Linked DNA regions of Homo sapiens: region 2 is linked to region 1. The links are chromatin loops, found by intact Hi-C in ENCODE. Cell type or tissue: OCI-LY7. All regions are shown on one strand. Each heading gives the region's core, and the rest is flanking DNA. Links, peaks and the distances in the headings are about the cores only. Region 1 overlaps PUM1 (pumilio RNA binding family member 1). Region 2 overlaps PUM1 (pumilio RNA binding family member 1).

Evidence for each region. Hi-C counts contacts between places; a loop is a spot of excess contacts. Peaks named below come from ENCODE experiments on the same cell type or tissue, not always from the same donor. Only the 100,000 strongest peaks of a DNase experiment are listed, where the experiment ranks them.
Region 2: it touches region 1 in a loop (1.9-fold over the local background); 6 of 110 quality-filtered maps call a loop at or near these places.

What each region holds. Positions count from the first base shown.
Region 1 is chr1:30,958,684-30,965,971 of GRCh38, reverse strand. It overlaps PUM1 (pumilio RNA binding family member 1), which reads left to right. Exons shown (of 22, transcript NM_001020658.2): 14 at 1,062-1,298. Among named protein-coding and RNA genes, the nearest start is that of SNORD103C, 5.9 kb to the left of the region's middle. In OCI-LY7, for the core only: no CTCF peak of the experiment used is centred there; no DNase peak of the experiment used is centred there.
Region 2 is chr1:31,010,159-31,017,446 of GRCh38, reverse strand. The region is part of intron 3 of PUM1 (pumilio RNA binding family member 1); the gene reads left to right. Among named protein-coding and RNA genes, the nearest start is that of SNORD103C, 46 kb to the right of the region's middle. In OCI-LY7, for the core only: no CTCF peak of the experiment used is centred there; a DNase peak (open chromatin) is centred at 3,726.

The DNA of each region.
Region 1 (7,288 bases), core at 1,138-6,137:
GACTGATATGCTCTTAAGACTGAATTTTAATTATTTTTACAATCCTTCTGGAATACTGGCAATGCATGGAACCACAGGCAGATCTGGACCAAGCCTTGTGGGAATCCAGCCATCCCACATAATCTGTGAGATGATAGACTATTGAAATCAAGTTATACAGATGGGACCTATTTCAATCCATGCTCATGTGGCTACTTACTTAATCAGTTTCTTTCAGGGATTTGAAATCTAGGGAAGATTTTTGCTGTATTTGGGAAAAATATTGAGGGAACTGTAGAAATTGATATCAAAAACTGAGGGAGGAGGACTTACTAAAGATAGCAGAGCTGAAATACTCCACAATTGAGACTGAGCCGAGTTCTTGGCCTGCAGGCCTTAAAGAGTTACAAGTTTTCTTCAGTCTTTTGAGTAGAATTTAAGGTAGACATGTGGAAAATTAGGAGGAAGGATATTAGACCAAGATATTTTTAATGTTTTGATGAAAAAAGCAGGAGTGTAGTATGGTGAATAATGGGATAATTGCAGAGATTATAAAAAACAAACAAACAAAAGTGATCCCTAAATAGAAGGGCATGTGTGAAAGAAAGTATCTTAATTGGAATTGAGGGCAGCATTAACTCTCGATTGAACCCACTGAGAAAACAGGCTTTCATATAGAAGTCTTGTGTAGTGGGGCAGTACCCCATTTACAAATCTTTTTTCTGTATCCCATTTTTCTACTTGAACCTTTTCAATTGATGAAAGGCATTCTTCTAGTCCATTTTCTTCCACCTTTTCCATAGTTCATGTGGCCGTCAGAGCTTTTTAACCCTCCCTTATCCTATAATATACGACACCATAGGAAGGTAAATTTGGCATATGTTTGATGGTCATGTTAACCTGAGCCATGTCCTCTTTATTACTTATCTGCCCCTAGTACTGCTACATTAACAGTTAGGCTGTCTCTGCTGACAAATTTGCGGTGGTAAGGAGTCTGGATCAAAGTGTTAGGAACAGGTCACTGGGCTTGTTCTTCGAAGAACAGGCCTGTTCTTATCTGCATTGTTTTAATTCCATTTTAGTTGCAAACTCCAACACTGGCAGTGGCTCCCGCCGTGACTCCCTGACTGGCAGCAGTGACCTTTATAAGAGGACATCGAGCAGCTTGACCCCCATTGGACACAGTTTTTATAACGGCCTTAGCTTTTCCTCCTCTCCTGGACCCGTGGGCATGCCTCTCCCTAGTCAGGGACCAGGACATTCACAGACACCACCTCCTTCCCTCTCTTCACATGGATCCTCTTCAAGCTTAAACCTGGGTAAGAACCATTACTCTAACACCACCTTGAACTCTAGAACTCTCTTGCCACCGATGACATTACAAGAACTTTGCATAAGCAAAGGACAGTCCCTTTATACTAGAAGTGTCCTGGGTGTTCTGTGCCTTCCGTAAATACCTCATGTTATTCAGGCTGTACCTATAGATAGTATAGCAGTTTTGGCTTTATTATAGTTTGGGTACATTCCCTGTATATTCAGTTAGCTTTAGTATGAACATTTTATTCTTTGGCTACCTGTGAGAGTATTTCAATGTAAACAATATAAACACAGGTTCATTTCAGTGAAGCTAGGAAACACAGAGACAGAATTTAATCACCTAGTATCACCACCTGAAATACCACCACAATTAATATTTTGCCTTATTTCCTTTCAAAATTTCCCCTCTGCTATATGTACATATAATATCTTGCTTTTTCACAAAAAGCATTTTATTTTTAAAATTTTGCCATATTTTAAAATATTTGTAAATATAAACTCTCAAACCATATAGTATGTTAATGAGGAGATGTATATTTCCCTATTAAATATTTAGATTGTTTTATGCATGGGATTTTAAAATATTACCATCTAGATTCTAGAAAATAGGGAGAGAAAAAGAGGATCCCAAGCAGCAGGCTATAAGAATGAAAAGAAAATTATATTACCTTTTTTTTGGTGGCAAATCTCTAAATCTTTCAGGACATGGGAGATGTTTTCTTATCTCAAGCATGGTGCATACTCCTCTCCCGCAGTTATGTATTAAGTTTAAAGTACTGATTTATTTGCTAGATGGGGAAAATTGAATGCTAGATGTAGAGTCACCATATAATGTATCATGCAAACCAGAACACTTTTGTGAGTGGAAGGGGGTGCTATGAATAATTACTTGGTGATGATAGGCCTAAATCAGGACTGTCCTGGGCAAATCAGCACATGTGGCCACTTTACCAAGAAGATTCTGTTCTTAACCAGCAAGATTAAAAGTGGCTTCATGGACTCAGAAGTGAGAACTTGACTAAAAACAAACAGGATGCCTTCGTTTGGATAGGCAGACTAGAAAGTGATTTATAAGATTCAAGAGAAGTCTGAAGTGGGTAGGGTAATAGACTTATTATTCTAGACCTAGGAGTGATAGCTTTGAGTTTGAAAGAGGCGAGTTTCAAGTCAAAACTATGTTTATATATACACATTGGCATGTGTGTGCGTATCCTGAAGTTTTATACAGTAAGAACTTTAGTTGTAGAACTCATTTTCTCAGGTTATATATGAACATCACTTTATAAAAGTTACTGTGACATTCCTGATTAGTAGGTCCATAATAGGTAGACAGGGGGATGGGGTACATTGCACAACAGTGTTTCCTAGTGACACAATGCCTGGCTTTAAACACTGGGGGTTAATGCAGAATCTGGAGAGAGCTGTCAAACTCCCAGTTTGATACGTGGCTAGAAGGAAGGAAGTAATGTTCACTGACCTGGCATTTACCTGCTGGTGTTAATGGTTTTGGGTCCTGTACATACAACACTGGAAGGTATAGGTATTATTTCGTGTCTCAGGACTTAAATATCTTGCCTAGCCTGTGTCATCTCAGATTTGAACAGATTTAGAATCAAGCCTTTTCGACTCCAAAGCATGCAGTTTCAGTGTATATCCTGTTACATGATGTACTCAGGATATCTTGAACCAGTCCATTACCAAATCCAGAAATATGTATCTTTTAATTTCTTGGTTTAAAAACATGTGAACTATGTCATCCCATACTACATACTAAATAAACTGAACCTGCTAAGTTTTTTTTTCATAAAGAGCCAGATAGTAAATGTTTTAGGTTTTATAGGCCAGATGGTGTCTGTAGTGAATATTTAACTCTGCTGTTGAAGTGTGAAAGCAACCACAGACAAAATGTAAATGAGTGAATACGTAGCTATCTTCTAATAAAACCTTATTTATAAAAATAGATGGGCCAGGCATGATGGCTCACATCTGTAATCCCAGCACTTTGGGAGGCCGAGGTGGGCAGATCACTTGAGGTCAGGAGTTCAAGACCAGTCTGGCCAACATAGTGAAGCCCCGCCTCTACCAAAAAATACAAAAATTAGCCAGGCATGGTGGCGTGTGCCTGTAGTCCCAGCTGCTTGGGAGGCTGAGGTGGGAGAATTGCTTGAACCTGGGAGACAGGCTGCAGTGAGCTGAGATCGTGCCACTGCGCTCCAGCCTGAGCAACAGAGTAAGACCCTGTCTCAAAACAAAATAAGATAAAATAAAATAAAAAGCTGTGGTTCCTTGGTGCGTGGAAATGGAGCCAGAAATACTACTTTCATGCATGATACCTTTCCTCTTTCTAAAGCATCAGCAATTTAATGTAATACTACCTCTTAATTTTTGTTTTCCCTGTGAAGAAGGAAATAACTATTAGTGTGAGTTATTTCTTGTCAAATGACTTGTTGCCTGCCTAGTTTTATGTTTAACATAACTTCTCTTTGGAAACATTCACCTTGTTCAAGCAGTTTTTTAGTGTACATTTGCACTGGACTTCTGTTGTGTGTAGTGCATGTTTCGTACATGCCATTCCTGAGGAACTCTTTGTCTCAGTACAGCTTTGCCTCAGCTCAGTCTGTTTCCTCGAGAAAGTAGAGGTGTGCTACTTGGTTTCTAACAATCTCCATACAAAGGCCTTAAAGACATTTTAGTATAAGAAACATAACATTTCTTTCTGGCCCACACCTAATATAGCTTCTGTTGTTAATACTACTTCACTGCTGCCACCAGCCATCAGCAGTGATGAGCAGCCATACTAAGCATTTTATATTCATTGTGTTGAATACTCAAAAGAACCCTTCACCCCTTAAAATTCAGCGTGGCTTAATTAATATTGCTAATGATATCGACCACAAAACTAGTGTTTGAATGCGCACATCAGCCTATATCTCGTGTGGATCTTTTCCCCATCTTGTCTTTTTTACACTTTGTCCCAGGAGGCAGATATGTGTTAGTATCTTTTAACAAAATCAGTGACCTGTTTAGTAATTTTTCCTATTATTTTTTTAAAAATCACTTATTGAGTGGCATGGTTTTTCATTACTGATTGTTTAAAGTTCAGACTAAAAACAAACCTTTTTGAGTTCTATTCCCCCCCGTTTTTATTGTTTGGGACAGGGTCTTGCTCTGTTGCCCAGACTGGAATGCAGTGGTGCTATCATAGCTCACTGTAACCTCAAACTCCTGGGCTCAAAGGATCTTTCCACCCCAGCTTCCCAAGTAGCTGGTACTGTAAGCACACACCACCACACCCAGCTAATTAAAATAATTTTTTTTTTTTTTTTTTTGTAGAAACTAAGTCTTGCTATGTTGGTCAGGGTGGTCTCGAACTCCGGGCCTCCAGTGATCCTCTTGCCTTGGCCTCTCAAAGCACTAGGATTACAGATGTGAGCTACTATTCCTGGCTCCTTTTTTTCTTTATTTTATTTTATTTATTTTTTTGAGATAGAGTTTCACTCTGTGGCCCTGGTTGGAATGCAGTGGCGTGATCTCGGCCCACTCCAACTTCTGCCTCCCGGTTCAAGTGATTCTCCTGCCTCAGCCTCCCAAGTAGCTGGGATTACAGGCACGTGCCACCATGCCCAGCTAATTTTTTATTTTTAGTAGAGATGGTGTTTTACCATGTTGGCCAGGCTGGTCCCTTTTTTTTTTCATTTTTAAAATGTTGTCTTTTAAAATGCACTAGTTTTTTATTTTGATGAGGTCCAGTTTATCTTGGTTTTGGAATAGTATCGAAGAAATCTTTGCCTAACTCAAACTCTTGGGGGAATATTTTCTCATGTTTTGCTCTAAAAAAATTTATTGTTTTATCTCTTAAATATAAGTCTGTGATCCATTTTGAGTTAATTTTGGGTGTCAGGTCAGGGTTCATCTTTTTGCACATGCATTTCTAGTTGTCCTAGCACCATTTTCCTTTGTAATTTTGGTGTGCAGGTCTTGCACTGCTTCTGTTAAATTTATTCCTAACTGGATATATTTTTGATGCTATTACAAATAGAATTATGTTCCGGTTTTATCTTTTGATAGACTATTGCTTGCTTATGGAAATACAATTGGTTTTTGTATATTGATCTTATATACTGTGGCCTCGCTGTAGTTGTTTATTAGTAGTTCTAATGGTTTTTGGGTGGATTCTGTAGGATTTTCTACATATAAGATCATATCATCTTAAGAATAAAAGCCATTTCCCAATCTGGATGACTTTTCTTTTTCTTGTCTGATTGCACTGTGTAGAACCTCCAGGACAGATTGAGAATCCCAAGTCAAAAATCTGAAATGCTGCAAAACCCAAAACATTTTTGAGCATCAACAAAGTCTTTGTTGAAAGTTAACAAAGCTCAAAGGAAATGCTCATTGGAGCATTTAGAATTTTTGATTTTCATATTAGGATGCTCAGCTGGTAGATATAATTCACGTATTCCAAAATCTGAAAGACTTTGAAATCTGAAACACTTCTGGTCCCAAGTACTTTGGATAAAGGGTACTCAACCTGGACTGTGTTAAATGGAAGAAATAAGAGCACACATCTTTCCCTTGTTCCTGATCTTGGCAGGGGGTGGAGGTAAAGTGTTTGTCTTTTACCATTAAGCATAATCACAGTTGGTTTTTAGTAGATGCCCTTTATTAGGTTGAGAAAGTTTCCTTCTAGCCTAAGTTTATTGAGAGTTTTTGTTGCAAATGGGTTTTAGTTTTTGTCAAGTGTTTTTTATGCCCTTTTTTTTTTTTTTGAGCTGGAGTCTTGGTCTGTCTCCCAGGGTGGAGTGCAATGGTGCAATCTCGGCTCACTGCAACCTCTGCCCCCTGGGTTCACACCATTCTCCTGCCTCAGCTTCCCAAGTAGCTGGGACTATAGGCGCCCACCACCACGCCCGGCTAATTTTTTGTATTTTTTGTAGAGATGGGGTTTCACAGTGTCAGCCAGGATGGTCTCGATCTCCTGACCTCATGATCTGCCTGCCTTGGCCTCCCAAAGTGTTGGGATTACAGGTGTGAGCCATCTCGCCCGGCCATTTTTTCTGCATTAATTGACGATCATGTGGCTTTTATCCTGTATTCCGTGAATGTGGTATGTTACATTAATTGATTTTCAGATATTAATCCAATCCTGCATTCCAGATATACATCTTAACTGACCATCATGTGGCTTTTATCTTGTATTCTGTGAATGTGGTATGTTACATTAATTGATTTTCAGATATTAATCCAACTGCATTCCAGATATACATCTTACTTTGGTCATGTTCGATTTGGTGTGTTTGTATTTTTGTTGAGGATTTTTGAATCTGTATTAATGAAGGATGTGTGTTTTTCTTTCTCGTGAGGTGTGTGTTGTGGCTTGGTGTCAGGGTGATACTGACCTCATAGCATGAAATTCGAAGTGTACCATCCCTCTCTGTTTTCTGGAAGAGTTTGTGGAGTACTAGCATTATTTCTTTAAACATTTGATAAACTTGACCAGGTAAGCCAGTCTTAGCCTGGGCATTTATTTGTAGTAAGATTTTTACTTAACCCATTTCTTTACATCTTATAGGTCTTATAGGTTCAGATTTTTATTTCTTCTTGAGTCAGTTTTGATAATTTGTGACCTTCTAGGAATTTGTCCATTTCATCTAAAATGCCAAATTTGTTAGCATAAAATGTACTATTTTAATAAGTGAAATCTCTCTCTCAATCTTCCTCTCCCATCTTCCCCATACATGCATATATACCCATGAATGTGTACATATAAAATATGTTGTGACCCTGAACAAGGCAGATGTTGCAAGTATTTATTTTGTTTGACTTATGTGTTACATGTCTCAATTTAACAGTATTATTAATCATAGTTAATAAATATGAATTTTCTTAACAACTAGATCTGTAACTCTCATTTGTGGTTTATATGTGGGTTACATAGAAAACCTTAAACTCTCACCTATAACTGAAACATCCATGTCTAGTAAATTCTACT
Region 2 (7,288 bases), core at 1,042-6,041, 52 kb before region 1:
GTTCTGGGCTGCGGGTTGGACAAGCTTGCTCTAAATTCTGTCCCCTTCTTTAAGATACTTCTTGACCATCCTATCCCAGGTTCATTTCTTCATTGGTGTGGTTGGTTACTCTTCCTTTCTTCATCTGTAGTAGGTTGTGAATTTTAGCAGTCTATACTCCATTATTAGGCAGTGTGCTTATCTTAAAATTACGTGTCCGTTTGACTCTGGTTTTTCTTTTTAATCTTTTAAGTTCCTTCAGGGCAAAGAATGTCTTTTACTGCTTTTTTTGTTTTTTCCAATAGTGGCTAATGCAGGCTGTGCATTTTAGGGTGTGTGCAAGTAGTACTTTTGGGCATCAGCAAGTACTTCAAATACTGAAATTTATTTTTTCAATAGTCAGAAAAGCAGTGTTGATTTCCCAGTTGTGGGAGAGAAGATCAGATTACCTCATCTTGTCCTATACTCTGCGATCTCCTTGATTTCATCCTTAGTGGAGGAAGTGTTATTTAAAGGCATTAGATACAGGTATCAACAGTGCTTATAAAAGGTGCTTAATAACCTGGGAAAACCTTTAAAAAATCTGTTAATTTATATACTGCATAATTATAATTATGCAACAGATTAAAGTTTGCTTTTTTTAAAAGCAGTATATTAGATTTCAGCCAAAAGAGGCATTTTGTTAAGACACCACCATGTCTATGGTAATCTGTTTTCAGTAGTAACCATTTGAAACAACAGGGTAAAAATTTTAAGCAGTAATTACTGCATGCCAGATTGTGATGATACCTAGTAGAGAAATATGAAGAAAATTATTGGAGATGTTGATTCTTAGACAGTTTTTTTGGTGATTTGAATTAAATTAATGAGAACACAAATTTTAACATTTAACATCTTTACATGTAAGTATTGAGTAACTGATTAAAGTGGATGCACTTCACTCTGCTTATATGTAGATTATTTTTAATACCATGAATATATACATATATATAAATGCAAAACGAGAATTTGGAAGATCTTATTCCTTCACTGAAAGAGAAGGTGAAAACTTAAAAATTCTTTGCTTTATATACTTATTTTTAATTAAAAAAACTGGCTTGTGATGGAACACTCAACATTTTTAACATTCCTTATTTAAGCAACAATTTTCAAAATGAGTTGGAAGTTTATTACAGGTTGGGTATCTCTTACCCAGAATACTTGGGGCCAGAAATGTTTTGGAATTTTTTGATGTTTGGAATATTTGCATAATAATTACTAGCTGAACAGCCCAATCTGGAAACGTGAAATCTGAAATGATCCAGTGAGCATTTCCTTTGACTGTCACATTGGCAATCAAAAAGTTTTGGATTTTAGAGCATTTCAAATTTTGCATTTTTTTGGATTAAGGATGCTAAGCCTGTATCAGCTTGCTTAAAAATATTTGAAATTTAGGACATGAGCTCTCTTCTTAAAATTGCTATTAACTTTTGCCCTTTTGAAATTGTATTGAAGTGGCCAGGCGCAGTGGCTTATGCCTGTAATCCCAGCACGTTGGGAGGCCGAGGCGGGTGGATCACCTGAGGTCAGGAGTTCAAGACCAGCCTGACCAACATGGAGAAACCCCATCTCTACTAAAAATACAAAATTAGCCAGGTATGGTGGCGCATGCCTGTAATCCCAGCTACTCCGGAGGCTGAGGCAGGAGAAATGCTTGAACCCAGGAGGCGGAGGTTGCGGTGAGCTGAGATCGCATCATTGCACTCCAGCCTGGGCAACAATAGAGAAACTCCATCTCAAAAAAAAAAAAAAGAAAAAAAAAGAAAAATAAATAAATTACATTGAAGTGGCTGGGCGTGATGGCTCACGTCTGTAATCCCAGCACTTTGGGAGGCCGAGGTGGGCAGATCACGAGATCAGGAGATCAAGACCATCCTGAGTAACATGGTGAAACCCCGTCTCTACTAAAAATATAAAAAATTAGTCAGGCGTGGTGGCAGGTGCCTGTATTCCCAGCTACTCGGGAAGCTGAGGCAGGAGAATGGCGTGAACCCAGGAGGTGGAGCTTGCAGTGAGCCGAGATCATGCCACTGCACTCCAGCCTGGGCAACAGAGCGAGACTCCGTCTCAAAAAAAAAAAAGAAAAAGAAAATGAAATTATGTTGAAGTGAAATGTATCTGCTTGAGAGATATGCCTTATTTATTTGCAGTGAATTTCAGACCACCATAATCTCAGTTTTATTTATTAGAGAATTAGTTGAAAATCATAACAAAAGTATATTTTGAATTAAGTAATCCACAATCCCAGTGCACTAACAAACACTCTTCTGCTTTTATTTTTCTTTCCAGTCTTGATCCAAAAGGGAAGAATGCATGAGGAGAAGCAGTCTTTACATGTACAATTTTGTATTTTACTTTTAAAATTTAATGTTATTTTATAAATATTACATGTAGTCATTATGGCTATTTTTGGTGAGCTTACATTGTTGTACTACAACTTGTTTGCTTGCTTATTTATTTATTTAAAGAGACAGGGTCTCACTATGTTGCACAGGCTAGTCTTGAATTCCTGGCCTCAAGTGATCCTTCTGCCTACCAATATGCTGGGATTATAGGTGTGGGCCACTGCACCAGGCCCACAGCTAATTTATTGTTGAATACTTAGTTTGCAGTTTGCTTTCAACTTTTTTTTTTTTTTCTGAGACACAGTCTTGCTCTGTCGCCCAGGCTGGAGTGCAGTGGTGCGATCTTGGCTCACTGTAACCTCCGCCTCCTGGGTTCAAGTGATTCTGCTACCTCAGCCTCCCGAGTAGCTGGGATTATAGGCGCCTGGCCACTACGCCTGGCTGATTTTTGTATTTTTAGTAGAGACAGGTTTTCACCATGTTGTCCAGGCTGGTCTTGAACTCCTGACCGCAAGCAATCCGCCCGCCTCAGCCTCCCAAAGTGCTGAGATTACAGGCCTACTTTCAACTTTTTTAATTCTTTTTTTTTTAATTTTAATGTTTAAAAATAGAGATTGGGTCTTGGCATGTTGCTCAGGCTGGTCTTGAACTCCTCAAGTGACCCTCCCACCTCAGCCTCCTAAAGTGCTGGGGTTACAAGCATGAGCCACTGCATCCAGCCTCGACTTTTTTTTATTTTTACAAGCACTTTGAATGTAGATTTTTTTTTTTTTTTTTTTTTTGGAGACTGGATCTTGCTCTGTTGCCCAGGCTAGAGTGCAGTGGCACAATCATGGCTCACTGCAGCCTTGACCTCCTGGGCTCAGGTGATCCTCCCACCTAGGTCAGCCTCCTGAATAGCTAGGACCACAGGCATGTGCTACCACACTTGGCTTTTTTAAGTTTTTGTAGAGATGGGCTGTCACATGTTTTCCAGGCTGGTCTTTAACTCCTAGACTCAAGCTATCCTCCTGCCTCACCTCCCAAAGTGCTGGGATTGCAGGAATCAGCCATCATACCTGGCTGTGACTTTTGATACGTATGTAGTTTCTGAGGCCCTTCCAAAAGAATTACGCTAACCAGGAATGAATGAACTTGGCTTTTCTTAAAGATATGTTTTAATAAGTTAAAGCTTTAAATAAAGCTTTAGTATAACTTAATATCAGTATAGTTCTTAGTATTTATAAAAGCACTTCATATACTATCTCACTTGATTTCACAACAACAGTCTGTGGTATGGAGAGACTACATAAGTTGTGAAAAATACAAAATTTTTACAAGTAAGACTACCACCTGTGATTATCAGTGGTTACCAATCAAACTTCCTCATTTCAGTTAGTTCTGAAAGGTCCTTTCTCTGAGTTGATGTCATCTTCTCTTAATGTACTGAGAGTGTGGTGAGATATATACTAAGAGATTAATAATTGTTTTGGTTGTTGGTCTGTCTTACCAGCTAGTTAAATATCAAGCATTTGTTTCCTGCATTGGCTGCATTCCAGTGAAACTAAGCTTGTGTTGTAAGTTAGAGATGCTAGATAATAACATGATCAAACTGATCACGTCTGCAGGGTTGTAACATCCATGTTAGTAGTATTTCTTAAGATGCTCAATTTCTGCTCTGAGAGATGCTCTGTGCAGCCTGTATTGAGTGTGTAAGCAGTTACCTAATATTTTATTCCTTTTGAGTACAGAGTAGTTGCTGGAGAGCCCTTTTACTGTTGAGATCATCAGTAAACCTCATTGATAAATCCCTATTCAAATATTAGTGGCGGTATGGTCAAACAAGTCCAGGCAATAATTGTCTTGCCTCTGCAGTTCCTGAAAAGCCGTAATCATGGTTCTTGTAGTGTTGTTTTGTTGGGGTAGTTAATGTAATGAGGTTTGTACTGACATGGCCTAGGTGATGCCATGATCACTGTGTCTGATAGTTTGACATAGGAGCATTTCATTGACAAATCATTAGTATTGTGATGTCTATTGGCTGCTACTTTGCTCTTTTAAAGAAGGATAGTAGCTGATTTTTTGTTTACTGTTTCAGCATTGTATTATGTCATTACATGTGTTATCTCTTTCATTGTACACAATAGGTCATTTTATAGGTGAGAAAAAGCAGAAGAGGATAAAATTCACACAGCTGGGATTTAAAACTAGTTTAAAATAAAGTGATTTCAGAGCATTCATGGGTCTTTATCACTGTTCTTAAAATAAGAAGCTTAGAGTTTCTTGATATTCTCCACTTTTTATTGTCTTAATCCATGTTTTAAGGGTTCTTGGTGTAGGGGTTTATGACATGATTGATTGTTAAGTGTTAAGTGTGGTTTTGCGTATTGTTCTTTTTTGTTAGATGGAAAGGAAAAAAGGTGTTTCCAGACAAATTTAAAAGAAGTGTCTCAAGTGGCTGACATTGCTTGTAAACCAGTGCTTGACTTCTATTTTGTTTTCCAGAAGCCTCATAGATAAGCTTACTGAATTTTTTTTTTTTTTTTTTTTTTACTTTTCATAAGTTTTTTTATTTTATAAACTTACGATTCAGGGTGGGATAAACAGTGTACGTGTGTGTGTTTCTCCCAGAGATTTGAGAGCACACACTATTGGTGGGGCAGTTAGGAATTCCACTTAATGTTTCATTACAAGAAAGAGTACAAGGTCTATTTATTTTATTGCTGGGGATGATAGGACTCCCCAAGTCATGGTTCTCAGTTTGTAGATCTTGAAATGGACTGTTATTACTAATTCAGATGACTGGGTTGCGATATTGACCCCACACTAACCAGAACAACAAGAGGCTAATGTATGAAAACCAAAATGCAGTCTGCTGATTTTTTTTTTTTAAGGAAAAAAAACAACTCTTAGATGGACAAGGATGGTTGTGTTTGGTGATTGGCATGGTTGGCTATAGGAGGAAGCCAGTTCTTTAAGAAGGTGGCTTGGTAAGCAGAGTTGGAGCCAGGGAGATTACTTGGGTGTTTTTAGTGTCCAGTGTAATTAAGCTACTATCTAACCAGATGCATTAATTGCTTTGATAAGAATAGGCTTCTTTGTGCATCATATGCCCTGCCCTTAAATGTGTCACCTGGATAATACTGGCTACATCTGATTCCTTGGGTCTCTTTTGCTTTTGTTGGACCAATTCCTAATTCCTGTTATCTTCTTTTGGAATTGTCACATCATTTAATCCTCTTACTGCTAAGTTATTCTTTAAAACAAACTCTACATCTCTCTTGTGATCTGTTACTTTTCGCCTTGTCAAAAAAACTAGTCTTTATTTCCAGATTCTTGATGGGGTGGATAGGAACTATCTTTTCATAGGTTGGATGCATTTACATTTTTGGTTATTGTGTGTTAAGTGAAGATTTGGCAACTGCTGGTATTTATGCCAGTGGGTTGGCAAACTAGGATATTTTACCCAACGCTGTGGATGATGTTACCTCCAGAGAGCTTACTGTTGAATTTGAAATTGTACTTGGATAACACATTATCATTTGGTTTTATAATTCAGTAGTTTCTAACTCCTTTTAATATGATCAGATTTGAACAGTTAGGTATCTTTTAGCTGACTGTTGAATATAAGTGATTGCTACTAATTCTCAGTAAGCTCAACATGTCTAAATTGATTTGATTTTGCCGAGTTAAAAAAGCCAGTCTTTTACTTTTTTTCAATTGAAAAGGATTTTAGTTTCATCACTTACATTTAAATATTAGAAATGGAACAAGAAGTGTTTCTTGAAAACAGACTCCTAAAGAAGTGTTTCAAATATACAAAAATACTTCCACATATTCACAACAGTGTTATTGCTGCTTAACAAATCACCCTAAAATTTAGTGGCTTAAAACAGCACAGTGTGTGTGTGTGTGTGTGTGTGTGTGTGTGTGTGTGTGTATTTTAAGAGATAGGGTCTCACTCTGTTGCCCAGGCAGGAGTGCAGTAGTGTAATCGTAGCTCACTGCAGCTTCAAACCTCTGGGCTCAAGGAGTCTTCCCACCTCAGCCTCCTGAGTAGCTGGGACTGCAGGGGTGTGCCACCACTCCGGACTGATTTTTAAAAAGTCTTTTGTAAAGCTAGAGTCTCGCTATGTTGGTTGCTAAGTCTGATCTTAGACTCCTGGCCTCACCCTTAGAAAGCACTGGGATTACAGGTGTAAGCCACCACGCCCTGCCTAAAACAAGACAGTTGTTTAAGCCTCATAGTTGCTATAGGTTAGGAACCTAGGCATGACTTTCCTGAGTCATCTGCTTCAGGGTCCTTCACAAGCTGCAGTCATGATTTCAACTTTGGCTGCATTCATCTCAAAGCTTGCTTGGAGAAAGGTCTGTCTCAAACTTGCTTGGAGAAAGGTCTGTTTCCAAACTCACTCATGTGGTATCAACCATCAGAATCCATTCTTTGCTGGTTGTTGGACGGAGGATCTCAGTTCTTAATTGTGTGTAAATGACCCAGGGCAGAGGCAGAGTTCAGTGGGAAGCTGCGGAGCAACAGCTTTGTATATGTAGCTGTTGTCCAGAGATGTCTCTCTCTTGGCTTCATGTGGCGTCTGTATAGGGCAGCTCACAACATAGCAGCAGTCATCATCAGAGTAAGCAATCAGGACAATAGATAGAAGAGGACAAGCAAGATGGAAATCACAGCTTTTGTAACATCTTGAAAGGAACATCCCATGACTTGTCTTATGTTATTTCTTAGAGGCATGTCATAGGTCTAGCCCACAGTCAGGGGAAGGGGATTACTCAGGGTATGAGTACTTGTAAGTGAAGATCATTAAGAGTCATTTCAGATGCTGCTAACCACAGCAGTTGAGTATAGACGCATATGTTTTGGAGGAAAGGGAGAAAGACTGAGTAAGATTCAGAGACTTTTAAGAGCTTTGCTAATTTTGCTTCTGTCTTTG